3 separate regions of the Homo sapiens genome follow, and regions 1 and 3 are each linked to region 2. The links are chromatin loops, found by intact Hi-C in ENCODE. Cell type or tissue: CD14-positive monocyte. All regions are shown on one strand.

Region 1 (5,000 bases), 150 kb after region 2:
TTCTGCATATTCTGGCAACCTACCCCACTAATCACATAGCGGTTAAATTGAAAACAAATGAGTTTATGTAGTCCAAATTCAGTAAAGGTAGATTACAAAAGGAAGAAGGGAAAAGTTTTTATTTCTTTTGTGGAGCTTGGTGACAAATTCTTTTGAGGCTTACACTACCTTCATGACAAGGTCTGATATGATCCTCTCTATTCTACAATTGCCTCCACTCCCTCTCCCTTCCCCTCTACCAGTTTCTTCAAGGACAGCTGAAATCTAGGAATGAACATGTTGATACACCTAATCCTGGGCCCTCATGGAAATATTCATTAAGAATAACCTTACCCTTTGCCAACTGCTAGATAAACCAGTTTCATCAGATGATGCACACTGGAGCCAGATAACTTCTAAAGACCCTTGCAAATCTGTTTCAGAATGCGTGACCTATCCAATCCTTCCTCTCATGGAAACACCAACTCATCCATGCCCTCTGTGCTGAAACTTCGTCTCAGCCTGCTGGAATCACCTGCACCCCATGGGAACTGTAGCCATATCTTCAGTCCTGTGAGCCCCCGTCATGGCCTGTCACAGGAGTAAATGAGGAGTAAGGTGAGAGAGGGCACTAAAGAGAGGATAACTAATCAATCAATCATCAATTTCGACCAAGCCTCTCCAGTTGTGCTTGGCTCCTCTGAGGTTAGGAGACATGAGGAAGGTGAATTTTCAGTTTCCATTTTGATTATTTTAGAAAATACTGAGCAAAACGGCAAGCACATCCTGGTGACCTTTGGGAGCTCTTTCTACATGGAGGGGCACAGGGGCAGCAGTGTTTGAGGACTGTTAGGTGGAACCTACAATTCTGCCTTCGTCCGCCTACATCTGATCTATATATTTAGTAACGATTCTGAGTCAGGAAGTTAGGAAAGTTTTCATGCACTTCATTTGTATCTGTATTTGGCTAAGTTTGTGAGTTGCTATGAGGAAATAAACAAACAAAAGCAGCTCTCCCTCTCCTCCGCCCCCACGCGCCACTCCATGCAGGACAAGGGCTCCAGGCTGATGACGGTGGCTCCGTTTCCCTGACTTACTTCATCCTCTCCTACAGCTCTTTCTGCTTGGAAGCTCAGGGGCTGAGCAGAGGCCCCAGGGCTGTGTCACTATGGAGAAGAAGGCTGCGAGATCGCAGTGTGAGCACTGACTCCCTGTCCCCACACCCCGGCTGCCTTGTTCTTCACCCCTGCCTGCAGCCTTAGCCCTGCTCCAGACTGTGGGACCAGACCTGTCCCTTGTTGGGAAACTGAGGAGTCCAGCAGCATTGGTTACACACTGATGAGCTGCCCTGCTCTGACCTCGTGCTCCAGTTCTGGTAACTGGGCTTCTGCTTTGACCTATGATCCCACTGGGTAGTGTTTTGTCACCCTGACTTGTGTCCCTGCCCTGAGTTTCAGTTTGTCTAAGCCTGAGGTCATTCCTCTGAACTTTAGCTCCTTAGCTAAACTCTGCTCACACCTGTCCCCTATTTTGACCATCCACTGGGCAGCCTGTTTAATGCTTTGTGTTCTGTTTTCTCCTTGGTGCTCAGCTGCTGGTACATCATGGCTCCACTTCCCTGAGGCTAACTCTCCTCAGATTTTGACCCCTGGGATCTACCCTGATTATTTGGTAACTGTACCTCTATTTTACTTAGGATTCTCCACTTAGGGATTTACTTAGGGTTACCACTGAATGGTAGAGCTTCAAGCCTGCTATTCCTATACGCCACTACTTACCTTGCCTTTGGAGATTTCTTTAAAAAAAAAAAATTGACTGCCGCTGCTATGTATTAATTGAGATTCATTTGATTAAAGGGGGAGAAACAGACTTTGTCCAGTTTAAGTAAAAAGAAAAATGTATTGAGAAGATCTGAGTTTAAAAACCAAACCTCAGCAGGGTAAGAAGTAGGGAGGCTCCAGAGACCTTAACTGTGGGAATATCTGGACTTTCCCTTTAGGATGCTCTGTGGCTCAGCTCCAGGACCCTCAGGTGCCGGTCCTCTGAACACAAATCTCCACATTTCCAGGAAAGACAATATGATTAGCCCGGCTTCATTTAGGCATTCAGCCCTGAAGAAAGTAGCCCTGGCTCATGTCACCAAGTAAAGACACGACCTCTGGAACTCACCTCACTGAATCGGGGCAAGTCCCTGGGAAGGGGCCAGGGATGTGAACTGAGAAGTTCACTCCAAGAGTCACACCAGGCATGATCATGCTGGCCTCAGATGACACGCCTCTCCTAGCATGCACCCCCAGCATGACCTTAGTTCCTCCAGCACAGCTGAAGCATTTTTAAAGGCTCTCACAGAAGGCTAGATTTTTAACAAAAACATCGAATAAAAGAGGAACATAAAATGAGAAATACACTTTGTAAAGTAAGATGCGTTAGTCTTCAGCTTGAGATATCTTACCGGATGCCTTCTTGTCTTCTTCAGGGCTGGGTTTGTGTGTCCAAAGCCATCTTTAAGCTTTGCTCCCAAGCCAACTGAGCCAACTCAAAGTTCAGAGGGAGAGAGAAAGGCTAGGAATTCTGTCCTATCTGGCTAAGGCCTGCCTTCAGAGTGCCGTTTTCCCACCTCCTCCTCAGATAAGTGTGACACTGGGACTAGCCTCTCTTTTCAGGAGTAAACCTCTTCCCTTTCTACAGGAGTATGGTCTGGCCTGATGTTTAAAAAAAAAAATACTCTATCAGGGCCGCTTGGGCGCAGCTCACATCTATAATCACAGCACTCTGGGAGGATGAGGCGGGAAGATTGCTTGAGCCCAGGAGTTTGAGACCAGTCTGGGCAACATATGGAGCTCCTGTCTCTATAAAAATAAAAAAAAAATTAGCTAGGTGTAGTGGCATGTGCCTGTAGTCCTGGCTACTTGGGAGGCTAAGGTGGGAGGATTGTGTGAGCCCAGGAGATCAAGGCTGCAGTGAGCTATGATTGCACCATTCCATTCCGGCCTGGATGACAGAGTGAGACTCTGTCTCTGAAAAATAAAAATAAAAACTAAAGCTCCATGCAGCCAATGAAAACATATATATATGTATATATACAGAGAGAGAGAGAAAGAGAGAGAGAGAATCTATCAGAGCACTACCTAGTAAGCCCAACCTAGTAGTCCCGCTATTTATCCACAGGATAGTCACATCTAGTAGCAGGAGATTGATTTATTCTATCACCCAAATGCTAGGACATCTGTGATTTTGGTCCCGGTCATCTCACTGTGGCTTACTGCCATGACTACTGTGTTATAATCTGATTCAGAGTCAACATACACTGACTGTATGTGGGTGATCTGCCAGGCTCCATGGGTAAACATTTATACCTGTGTTATTTAATTCATTATTTAACACAAGTCACATAAGATTCTCTTGGAGAAAGTGTGGTAGCCAAATCTGTTTGGTTAACACTGACTCATCTGCCTTTCTTTTGCAGGCCCAGAATACTCAGTACCTCTCAATGACCCTCAGACGCTGTAGGAAGAGGATTGGTTCACCTTTTAACCCAGAATTTCTCACATTGAATGGTTAGTGTAATCCTTTTCTGTCTAGTCATATTTTTGCTGAACTAGCTTTCAATGGAACACTTTTAAGGAAATGAGAATTTAATTTAATGTTGCCAGCATTTCTGTGAAGAAGGTGCCATTAGTCTCATTTCACAGATGGGAAGACAGAGCCCCACCTCAGAGTCCTCGTACAGCTTGGCCAAGTTCATTGCGTGGCTCTGTGGAGCTCTGATCTGGGTCCTCTGAGTCCAAATCTATGCTTTTTCTGCTGTGCCTGGATCTCCACAGGCTTTGAGACTTGCCAAATTCTGCTGTGTGCCAGATCTGGATGCTGATTATGTTTCATGCTTTTGTTTCACTATGAAACCCTAGGTTTGGGTTGCAAATCCCTAACCAGCCAGAGAGAAAGCACTAAAAGGTGACCTCCCTGGGTAACTTCCAAGGCCACATGCAAACTCCTCTCCTGTTTCCTCTCCTGCTGCCGGCTCCACACACCTCCAGTTATCTCCATTCTTCATTCTAACTTGGCAGGCGATGCACTACACTAGGCCTGTTTCTAACATGGTACCCCACGCCTCCTGGTACCCCACAACATGTGTCATCTTCCTCTCTCCTTGAGTGTTGACTAGACCAAGTGACTCACTTCTAACTAACAGACTATGGCAAACGTGATGGGCTGTCCCCTCCAAGGTTAGATTAGGTACTTGTCAGCGTCTTCCAGAGAAACAGAGCATGTAATGTACAGCATGCAATTATAGAGGTCAGTAAGTCTCAAGATCCCCAAGATCTGCAGGTGGAGTCTACAAGCTGGAGACCCAGAAGCTGATGGTGTAGCTTTCATCCAAACGCTGGCAGGCTCGAGACCCAGGAACAGCCAGTGTTTCCGTGTGAGACCAAAAGAAGGAAACAGCTGATATCCCAGTTCAAAGGCAGTCAGGCAGGAGGAGTTCCTTCTTGGTCGAGTGAGGGTCAGTCCTTTTCTTCTATTCAGGTTTTCAACTGACTGGATGAGGTCCACCCATGTTGAGGAGAGCAATCTGCTCTACTCAGCCTACCAATTTAAATGTTCATTTCATCCTCACAAAGACACCCAGCATAATGCTTAACCAAATATCTGGGTGGCCAAGTAAGCTGACACACAAAATTAGCCATCACAGGTTTCAAAAATCTTCCGTGACTTCTTCTGTCTTGGTCGCACTCTCTCTGGTCCTCTCTGCTTTCTTGCTCTGCTGAAGCAAGCTGCCAGGTTGTGGGCTGTCCTATAGAAAGCCCCACATAGCAAGGAACTGAGGTAGCTTCCAGCCAACAGCCAGCAAGGAGCAGAGACCCTGAGTCCAACAGCTGGTGAGGAACTTCGTCCTGCTGATAGCCATGTGAGTGAGTTTGGAGGCGAGTTCTTACCTGTCTGTTGAGCCTTGAGATGACTGTGACCCTGGTTGACATCTTAATTATAACCTGTTGGATCCTAAAGCAGGGAACCCAGCT
Region 2 (5,000 bases):
TTGGGAAATTGCTCCTAGACTGACAGAACTATAAATACCTGTTAGGAAGCTGTAGTTTTGGGCTTCTCTGACTTTTACAACTTACATGTCCTTATGGGAGGACCTGAAAGCTATGCCTCTGGAATTGTTGCAAGAACTACCAGCTATTGGAGAAGAAGAGGGTGAAGGGGGAGGAGAGGTCATGAGGTTTTTAATCTGGAGCAATTCCCACCTGATGTGGATCTTAAGCCTAATTTTTATTGTGTGGACTATTGAAAGGACTCTTGTGCTGAAGAACATCTGATATGCTTCTCAATAAACTGATGCCAAATGTGGAGCTTTTGGTGCTTATTGCTGTCTTGTGAGTCTTAATGTTTATTTGAACCTAAGAAGACCCCAATGGGCAGTGCATATTGCTTTTCTGCAGAAAAAAATGAGGCAGAGAGAAGTAAACCTAAGTAATCCACAGTCACATGGACAATAAATAGTAGAGCCATGTTCAGTCTTGGGCCAGCTGGTTCTAGTACTCATGTGGTGCCACATGTTGCCTCTCAAACAATTGTCCAGTCTCTGTAGGGCACAGCCTTCTGGAGCTCAAACAATTGTCCAGTCTCTGTAAGGCACAGCCTTCTGGAGGAATTTGCTCCTGTTAGTTCCAGTTTTGGGTCTGTCAGCTCAAGATGCAAATTCCTGGGGAAGAGAGGTGGCCTCACTGTGCCGTGAACCCATTTCTGGCCAGGAGAGGGACAAGTGATTTGAATGAAAATTCCAAAAGGCAAATCAGAAGAGAGTGAGTGTGAATTTGACACAAGCAATAAATGCCCACTTCCACTGGGGTTGGATTGGGCTCTAGGACAGGTCCATACTGAGCATTCGTCTGCAATATATTTGTCATTGCTATTGCCATTGGTGTTAATGTTGAACACATATCAGGGGAACCTCTATTTGGTAGATTCTCACAATACCCTCTGTATTTAGAGACAGTATTTAGAGAGCCCTGAGAAGGCAAGTATTCCACAGCGTGGTTTTGCAATATTAGGCAGGAAAGGTGTCCCTGGGTGAAACTGTGAAGTAGCTAAACTCCTTCAGAGGCTGGAAACACAGCTAATAATTGACAGTTGGAGGCAAGTGGGAGAAGAAAAAGGCTTGTTGTGGGGAGAGGCTTTGGAGGGCCAGAGCTTGCTGGATCATGGGAACACATTACGCTGGGTTGGGAAACAGGTTCTTTTCCCCTCCAGGAGACGAAAGGGTAGCAGTTGGGTAGGCTTGGAGAGGGTGAGGTTTGGGATAGAAGAGAGCTGGGTGACAGGATAGGTGAGGTATTTGGAATCAAGTGATAAGTTCCAGTGGGGTCATTAAACCAGAGAGGAGTTAGTGAGTTTTCTGTGTCAGGAGTGTTTGTTGAGGATGTGCCCTCAGGGGATACATCATTCCAAAAATACGTCTGGGACCACAGTGTCCACTGACAGTGACAGCTCAAGGCTTCTGGGATGGCTGTGTCTGGTGGTTCAAGGCCTGTTCCTCTGAGGGCTGTGGGTTGGGCAGGGGTCTCCATCACTGTCTGTCTTTGAATCTGCCCTTTCTTCAGGCTCTAGCCCCTCCTCCCACTTCGTTGTGACTCTCTCTGGGCCTTGCCTCCTGGTCACTTCATACTTTGGAAGTTTTTCCTTCTTCACTCCTAACCCAAGGTCTCGAGGTATCACTGGTTGCCTGGCTAGCTAACGTGAGAAATAAATTCAAAGAATAAGGCTGGTGTTAGTGACTGAAGAGTTTACTTGTTTTAGAAAATATATTTATATTTAACTAGTCCTTGAGAACACAATGTGGGAATCTCAGACATTGAGACATTTCTTCTGATTGACAGAAAGAAATATTTTTAAGCAGAAGGACTTTTGGCCAGACCTCAAACCTTATGAAAAATTGGCCAGGGAAGAACTTGAAAAAAATGAAACCTGGCTAACACGTATGCATGTTGCTTTGTAAAGTAATGCCCTCCTTGTCACTGGGGGTGTAGAGGCAGAATGATTACCAGTTAGAATTTTCTCAGAGATGCCAATTAGGAAGATTAGATTAGTGATATCCTTTTACAAATGATTTTTTTCTGTGGGACTTCAATGCAATGAGGTAGAAATGACTACCGTATTAGGATTCACAGACTTCTTTCATTTTCCCTGCCTACCAAGAGTTCATATGGGCTACAGCAGCACCTGGGCTTTGCTGTGTGGGGCAGACTCAGGGCAAACAACGGGAAAATAAAAACTCAACTGGTGAAGTCAGACAGGCTAAGTTGAGCTACATAAAGGGGAACTGAGCCAGACAAGGGAGGAAAGAGAGGTGGAGGAACCTCACAGGTTGGTTGTCGTGGAAAGTTTTTGTTCTGGCTGTGAAAGTAAGAAGGAACATAAGATTTCAGGAAGCACCTGCCATCTGGATGAAGGAGATTGAGAATGGCAGCAATTGGGAGTAATGGATTTTAAAGATATCTTGGTGTGCATTAAATGCACTCTTCACCCCTTGGGCTTTTTCTTTAGAGACTGAGTATAGATTTGAATTGCTTTAGATTATATATTTTTTGAATGACAGCTGTTTCTTTGAATGTGACTCCACACCAAGATTGGACCACAAAGCTGCCTGGCATTTACAGAAGAAGCCAAATATAACATGGATCAATGGTAAACCACTCTTGATAAATACAGAGCGGGCATCTCAGAGACCCCGTTAGCTTCACCCTTGTGTCCTGAGATGCTGGCTCTGACCCTGGGGGCTCTGTGAAGTCCAGTCTGAAATCACCCTCTAGATCCACCCACAGTCCCTTCCAACTCTAAAAGTCATTGTGCAATGCCAGCCTTGCCTCACTTTTAGTCACAGACACTGACCACAGGGAAATGTAGACTCTTTCTGATTACACATCTGAGTTGCCACATTTTGGAAAAGATGCCCTTGGCATGGAGCCTCTACCGGCTCTGGGCCATGGGGTGTGGTTTTGTGAATGGGACCCACTGTGGTGCCATGGAGTCCAGGTAACATGACCCAGTTCTCTGCCTTGCCTCAGAGCGGACGTCTAGTTACCACCGCCAGCCTCTGCAAGACTGCTCTGATTACCCAATATTTTCCTCTTGTCTGCAGACATGACTTCTCATAAATCCCTTTGCTGTATCCCCTTTGGAACAGGGCTCGAGGGTTTAAACCAATTTGTTCAGCGGGACCCTGGGCATCAGGCAAACAAGGGATCGTTTGAAATAGTCTGGGAGTGGCCCTGGTCTCAGGCAGGCAGTCTTGCAGGGAACACTGCAGACCGCCTTCCGGAGCAGAATGTTGATGAAGCGAACACTTGCTCCATCGAGGCTAAAGGAACACAAGAGAAGCCCAGGTGTGAAGCCCCCTCTGAGAGGCTGAACGCTGGGTCCTGAGAAGACGTGGCATTGGTGACGACCAGCTGGATGAGATTCCTGTTTTTCCTTGCTTCCCACTGGAGCAAGCTGCAATTGTCTGTCATTGAGAATTTCCATATAGTCATCTGTCTGAGGAACCTACTTTTATCCTCCACAGAACCCTTAACAAAAGACTCATGATTGACTTCTTAAATTACAAAAGTAATACATGCTTGTTTTGACAGATTATAAAATCCCAAAGTGCATGAATTTAAAAGTATCTCCTGCTTTCCCCTACAATTTCCTCCCGAGAGGTAGCTGCTGTGAATGAGCTGGTGTATGCCTTTCCAGAATTTTTTCCACGAGAGGCTTCCATCTCAGTAGACAGAGGATGCAAAATGCCGATGCTATCATTTTAGACTTTGGGAGACAAGCAGGATTTGAGCGATGGGGGCTGGTGAAGGCCTGGTGAGATGCAACGGCCAAACCCCTTGTTCTGGGCCAGTGATTTTTCCAGCAGCCAGCTCCCATCTCATGGGCTACATTTGCTCATATATATATTTTAATGCAATTTTAATAGCCCACACATGGGTTTGATTTATCTACTTTTATGGCATGAGTTGTGTCTGTGGTCTGGCGCAGAGTCCTCAGTGGGGTGTTTGGCAACTCCCTAGTGCTTCCTGATGAAGAGCTACTTTTAGTTTCTAAAAATCCTTAACATTTTTGTAATGAACTGGGGATGAAGTGGTGAAGGGAATCACATGGGACGTAAGTCCTTGACCAGGCAGTATTTCTTTTTCCCTGTAGGAATTTCCAGAAGTCTTGGGAACAAGGTAAATTCTACCTCTCCTATTGAATGCCACCCAGGCTGGGCTTTAGCATGGACTGTTAGGTTGAGACTTGTTGGTTAAAGGTCTGTGTTTTCGAACCTCTGTGAGGAATGAGCAGTACTGTGTTAATAAATATAAATGCCTGTGCAGGGCCTAGCAGAGAGTAGGTCCTTCTTTCCCTTTTACCTCTCCTTCAGTTAACAACTGGGCTTCTTAAATACACTGATTAGCCATTGATAACATATATTCATTCAACAAGTATTTATGGAGCATCAGGCACACTTCTAGGCACTTGGCGTACATTGGTAAACAAACTAAATATTCCTGACACCAAGAAGCTTACAATCAGTGGAAGAAGAAACAAGCAAACCATAGGTGAAGTAAGTAAGTAGATTTTATAGCATCTTAGATGGTGATAAATGTTATGGTAGGAAGAAAAGGGAGAGTGTGGGCATGAGGTGAGGAGGAGGTGTGGTTTTCAACAGGGTTGTTCAGGATGGAGACCCTGAGGAGGTGGGATTTGAGGAAGCTATGAAAAAAAATAAGGGAATTAGGGAAATGCCCAAGGGAAAATCTTTGGCTATTGTCCCAGACAAGGACTTATACTCTCAGTGCTTCCCTTCTGCATGCCAGCCCGATCCTTTATGACATTCTTAATAATTTTAGGAAACTAAAAGTTGTTCTTGATTAGGAAATGACTGAGGAGCAGAGGTGAGGAGTGCCCAGGGAAGAGGGTGAGTTTTGGCTCTCCCCGAAGAAAGAAATGACCACAGCTGTTACTCCAGACACCAACAATGGCAGAGCCATGCACCGCTGTGTG
Region 3 (5,000 bases), 54 kb after region 2:
CTATGGAACAAAGTATTGTCCCCTGTCTGTAGGATGGTTCTCTGGGTGGCCTTAGACTGACCCAATTCTCCTTCCTTTCTTCCTTGTAGTTCTTATGAGTAACTGTAGAATGTGTTGGGAATGCAACATTCTGTGATAGGGAGGAACCAGCCAGAATAGCCTGGACTCTCTGTTCTAGTCCCCCCTGAAAACAGGATATCCTTAAATGCTTTAGTCCAGTGTGTCATGTTATCTTGGGGTATAAAACCCAGACTGGGCTGCGTGCTGAGGCCCTTCAACAAAGGGGGCACATGCAGATGAGACTCCGTCCACCCCAGGCAGCTTTCCTGAGCCCTGGAGGACAGGCTTGAAATGACTCCTAGGCTTCTGGTGACCCTTGTCACCTATCTGTGAGTAATAAACCAACTTCATGTAATTTGTGTGAGTGAATGTTTTGTCTGAGCAGACTTGGGCAAGTAGTGTAAGTGCAGCCCAAGACTCAGTGGGCTGAAGTGGTAACCAGTGCACAGTGAACCTGCTTCACGCTGTCCTGTACAACTTAAACTCCCTGAACTTTCATATAGATGAGAAGCATGTTTGCAATTATCTGAGTCTAAAGCAGAACTCTATTTAACATATGAAAGCAAACTGTTTTCTGTATAGTTTTAATATACACTGAATTTTCCAAGAGTGTAATTATTGGGTAAACTACAAATATTGTGTTTTGTTTTCTTTGGACCTTGACTATGAGAAGTGCACCATTTCAGATGCATTCCAAATGCTCATGGGATAAGGCATCAGTAGCATTCACAGTAGCATTCTAGTTTTATGACGAAAGGCAGTGTCTGACAACTGTAGATGTCTTCTAGTGCAGCTGTGATAATATATTCTAAATGACCTTCCCCGTATGTCTCCTTGATATTTCAGTTTACTCGTGATGTTTATTTATTTTAAAATTTTAGTTGGTAGATAGGGTACATTAGTCCATTTGAACTGCCATGAAGAAATATCTGAGGCTGGGTAATTTACAGAGAAAAGGGGTCTAATTGGCTCACGGTTCTGCAGGCTGTGTAAGAAGCGTGGCGTCAGCCTCTGCTTCTGGTGAGGCCTCAGGAAGCGCCTGCTCATAGCAGAAGGCAAAGGGGGAACAGATGTGTCACATGGAGAGAAAGGAAGCAAGAGAGAAGGAGCGTGAGAGAGGAAGGAAGTGTCAGTCTCTTTTAAACAAGTAGATAATGCATGAACTCATAGAATAAGAAATTATTTGTTACTGTGAGGATAGCACCAAGCTATTCATGAGGGACACACCCCCATGACTTAATCATCTCCCATTAGGCCCCACCTCCAACACTGGTGATCACATTTCAACATGAGATTGGAGAGAACACACATCCAAGCCATATCATAGGATATACTACCTATGGATTCTACTTCATGACGATAAAAGAGATATAATTGTTAAAAGGGGGCATTGGATTTGGTGGAGTTGAGATTTACTGGTCCCACATCAGTCGAAGGATACTGGCAACCCCAGATGGTCTCAAAACTGCAATGAGGAGGATGTGGAAAGTGTCTTTACAGGATCTGAGAAGAAAGTACAGGGGATTTACTCTTGGCTTAATTTAACTAAATTTAACTAAATTAAATTTATATTTAATTTAATTAACTGGTGAGAAAGAGCCCATTTCATTTCCTTTTAATTGTGCCTAATCACACCTGTACATTCATAGCATTTCTAGTCTTGGATGAATTTATTTTAAACTGTCAATGCTCAAAGTCTCAGGCCTAGGAAAAGTCAGGCAGTTAGCCCTATGTTGTTTTAGCTTTAGGCGTCACAGTTACAGGCAAGAGCTACTGAATGTTAGGCAGAGCATCCTTCCAGGAGGATGTCATCAGCCGCCACAGTGCAGCTGACCTGCTTCAAGCCTGTGCAGCCTACAAGCATCACAGGCCTCTTACCAGACTCTCCTTCAACCCTTCTTCCTTCCAGTTTATCCATACTCAGCAAGTCAAGGAGAAAATCATTTAATCTGTGTTCAAACCTACAGCCATTAGAGCAATAGCCATGAGAAGAAGGGAGATAATTCTAACGGAGAGTGGAGAGGAGCTCAGGGCTTTTGTCTTGGCACCACTGCCAGAAATGAGCGGGTGACAAAGACATTCACGACATTCACGAATAATCACTTTTGAGCCTTCCTCGAGGGTAGATTCCAACATTTTTGTTGTTTGTATTAATAGCAGAGAATTGTGCATATAAATTTGTTTGTGGTCTGCTTTTTAAAAGGTATGTGCGCCTGTAATCCCAGTTACTCAGGTGGCTGAAGCATAAGAATAGCTGGAACCCAGGAGGCAGAAGTTGCAGTGAGCCAAGACTGTGCCACTGTACTCCAGCCTCCAGCCTGGGTGACAGAGCGAGACTCTTCTCCAAAAAAAAAAAAGTTTGTGTAGAAGAAATAAACAGTGAAATCCTGGCTACCACTGATATTCTCTGATCTATTGTCTTTACATCTTCTTTTTAGAAGGCGTTTTCCAAATATTTCTAATATTTTCTTTCTTTTCCTTTCTTTCTTTCTTTCTTTCGTTTAGTAAACCCAAAAGCTAAATATTGCAACCTTAATAAAGCAAGGGTGAATCTGGCAACGGATACTAACCTTAAGAGTAACACAGTGGGCATTTCCACTTTCGGTATATCCTTTATGGTTGTTGGTATGTGTTGAGCAATTTTTAGGTAATAAAATTGTAATGAATTTTCTAAATGAGAATGTCTCTGATGACTGTTCCCTGAGAAAAATGGAAGTAATTTGGAAGAAGTGAGACTGGCTGTTACTCTCACTTTCACTCTCTCTGTCTTGCTCACTCACTTGAAATACCCCTTTGTTCCTGAAAACCTCTTATCAACTTCAAACCGTAGGCCTATGAAATGATGCTTTTGTCATGCTGTATATAACCTGCTCACCGCATTGTGAAAAAGACAGATTCTCTTTTATTTTCAACATAGAAAAAAGGATAGATAGCTGGATTTCTTCAAGGAAAGGCTGAGAGGTGGATACACCAAATTGCTCAAAAAGAAAGGTCGAGGGAGGGATGTTAAATGAATTTCCTCCCAGGAAACTCTAGAGGAGGATTACAGTAAACATGCACAATTTCAGATGAGGGACAGCTCCCTGAACTCAGGGCTAAAGGCGCCCACGGAGCCTTGGATGGAAACTTCAGGATAAGGCAATGGTTTCTGTGCCTTCTAATTTCCTGGAAGGAATCACTTTGAAGTTGTCGTTTCTGAAAGTGTCAGTTACATCCAGCTAACATGATTATTAGATACAAAACCAAAGGCCTTTCTTCACTCTATTGGAAAGAGTCATTTTTGCAGGTTTGGAAGTTGTCATTTCCACATGGACAAAAGATAGAGTGCTAGATTCTAGCTATGAGGGGAGGCGAGAGATTTGTGCTAAAGAAAAACCTCTGTAATGGCATTATTTTTTCTAGAAGGTGAGTTTTCTTTGATCAACAAATATACTGCTTCTGGGACAATGATATCTCAATTACTCCCCAGATATTTTCTGACACAGCTGCCAGAGCTGGCAGAATTTGAGGTGGGTGAACTCCCCCCATCCCTGTCCTCACTACTTACAGTAGCCCATATTGAACTTGCCTCATTCTGCTCTCTTCTGCTGTTTATGAAACCCATTTAGCGCTTAATTACACATTGCCTAGAACCACTGCCTGTATTAGGCAGAGCTCTTTCAGGCAAGAGTCAGGAACCCAAATTAACCTACTTCAGAAAAAAAGAGAATGTATTTGTTCACGTAACAAAAAGTCCAGGGGGTAGTTGATATCAGGCACATCTAGATCTTGGGACTCAATTGATGTGGCCAGGATTCATCACTTCTCCTAAGCTGCTTCTCCTCTATGGTTTGACTTAGGCAGGCTCTTGCCATGTGTTAGCAAGATGGCCCCAGAAGAAAGATCCTCTTTCATAAAAGTTCCAAAAATGGAGTTGATTAGCATTCATGGAAAGTTTAATATGTACCAAGCATGGTTTTAAGCACTTTGCCTTTATCGTCTTACCTAAACTGTCTCACCATCCTATGGCTAGAAATTATTTTCCCAATTTCCTACCCAAGAAACTGGAGCCATCAAAGAGCAGATAACTTGCCAAGTTCTTACACCTGGTAATTAGTGAAGCTAGGATTTGAACCCAGGTAGTCTTCTGCTTAACTACTATACTGTATTTGAATCTACTCATATTGGGTTGGTTTGGATTATATGCCCATCCCTGGGCCAATTACTGTGGCCATGGCTGGGATGCTCTGACTGGCCAGGCTTGGATCGCTGTTTACTCGTACACTGAACATAGGTTCAATTCTACCCAAAACAAGTGGACTGAGAGTGGAGGAGACATGTGTTTTCCCGAAGGGAAACCAGAAGGGAAAACAGATTCTGTGCAGAACAAATCATGTGATGTCCACTACACTGTCCATTGTTTCACATGTGTTGGTTTCCTCTAATAAGAGAAACATATAACCCAACATTGGGTACACATTAGATGTTGAATGATTGATTCATTGATGAACTATTCTTTTAGAGAGACGGATTTTGAGGTTAAGTAAATGTTCTTTGTTTTTTTTGATATGGGGTCTTAAGGCTCTGTTACCCAGGCTGGGGTGCAGTGGTGCCATCTTAACTCACTGTAGCCTTGACCTCCTGGGCTCAAGTGATCCTCATGCCTCAGCCTCCTGAGTAACTGGGACTACAAGTGCGGGCCACCACATCTGGCTAATGGTTTTTTGTTTTGTTTTGTTTTGTTTTGTTTTTGTAGAGATGGGGTCTTGCTATGTTGAACTCCTGGCCTGAAGCGATTCTCCTGCTTTGGCCTCCCAAAGTGCTGGGGTTACAGGCATGGCTACCATGCTCATCAAGTGGCTCTTGTTGAACTTGTAATATGTTATGCTTCTGGCAAAAGAACTGGAGATAAAAAGTGTTAAGTCACCATTGATTTCACAGTGGATCATTTTAGGGACCAT

Evidence for each region. A loop is a pair of places that touch in the nucleus more often than their neighbours do. Peaks named below come from ENCODE experiments on the same cell type or tissue, not always from the same donor. Only the 100,000 strongest peaks of a DNase experiment are listed, where the experiment ranks them.
Region 1: a loop joins it to region 2, with 3 times the contacts of the local background. A loop is called at or near these places in 3 of 110 quality-filtered maps.
Region 3: a loop joins it to region 2, with 4 times the contacts of the local background. A loop is called at or near these places in 13 of 110 quality-filtered maps.

Annotation. Positions count from the first base shown.
Region 1 is chr2:215,745,840-215,750,839 of GRCh38, reverse strand. LINC00607 (long intergenic non-protein coding RNA 607) reads left to right here. Exons shown (of 10, transcript NR_037195.1): 2 at 423-597; 3 at 3,446-3,536. Among named protein-coding and RNA genes, the nearest start is that of LINC01614, 30 kb to the right of the region's middle. In CD14-positive monocyte, no CTCF peak of the experiment used is centred here; DNase peaks (open chromatin) are centred at 999, 1,359 and 2,239; H3K4me3 peaks cover 449 bases; H3K27ac peaks cover 3,486 bases.
Region 2 is chr2:215,898,329-215,903,328 of GRCh38, reverse strand. No RefSeq gene overlaps it. Among named protein-coding and RNA genes, the nearest start is that of LINC00607, 57 kb to the right of the region's middle. In CD14-positive monocyte, no CTCF peak of the experiment used is centred here; DNase peaks (open chromatin) are centred at 2,298 and 2,908; H3K4me3 peaks cover 644 bases; H3K27ac peaks cover 2,159 bases.
Region 3 is chr2:215,844,147-215,849,146 of GRCh38, reverse strand. No RefSeq gene overlaps it. Among named protein-coding and RNA genes, the nearest start is that of LINC00607, 3.1 kb to the right of the region's middle. In CD14-positive monocyte, no CTCF peak of the experiment used is centred here; DNase peaks (open chromatin) are centred at 1,136 and 2,786; H3K4me3 peaks cover 1,579 bases; H3K27ac peaks cover 2,769 bases.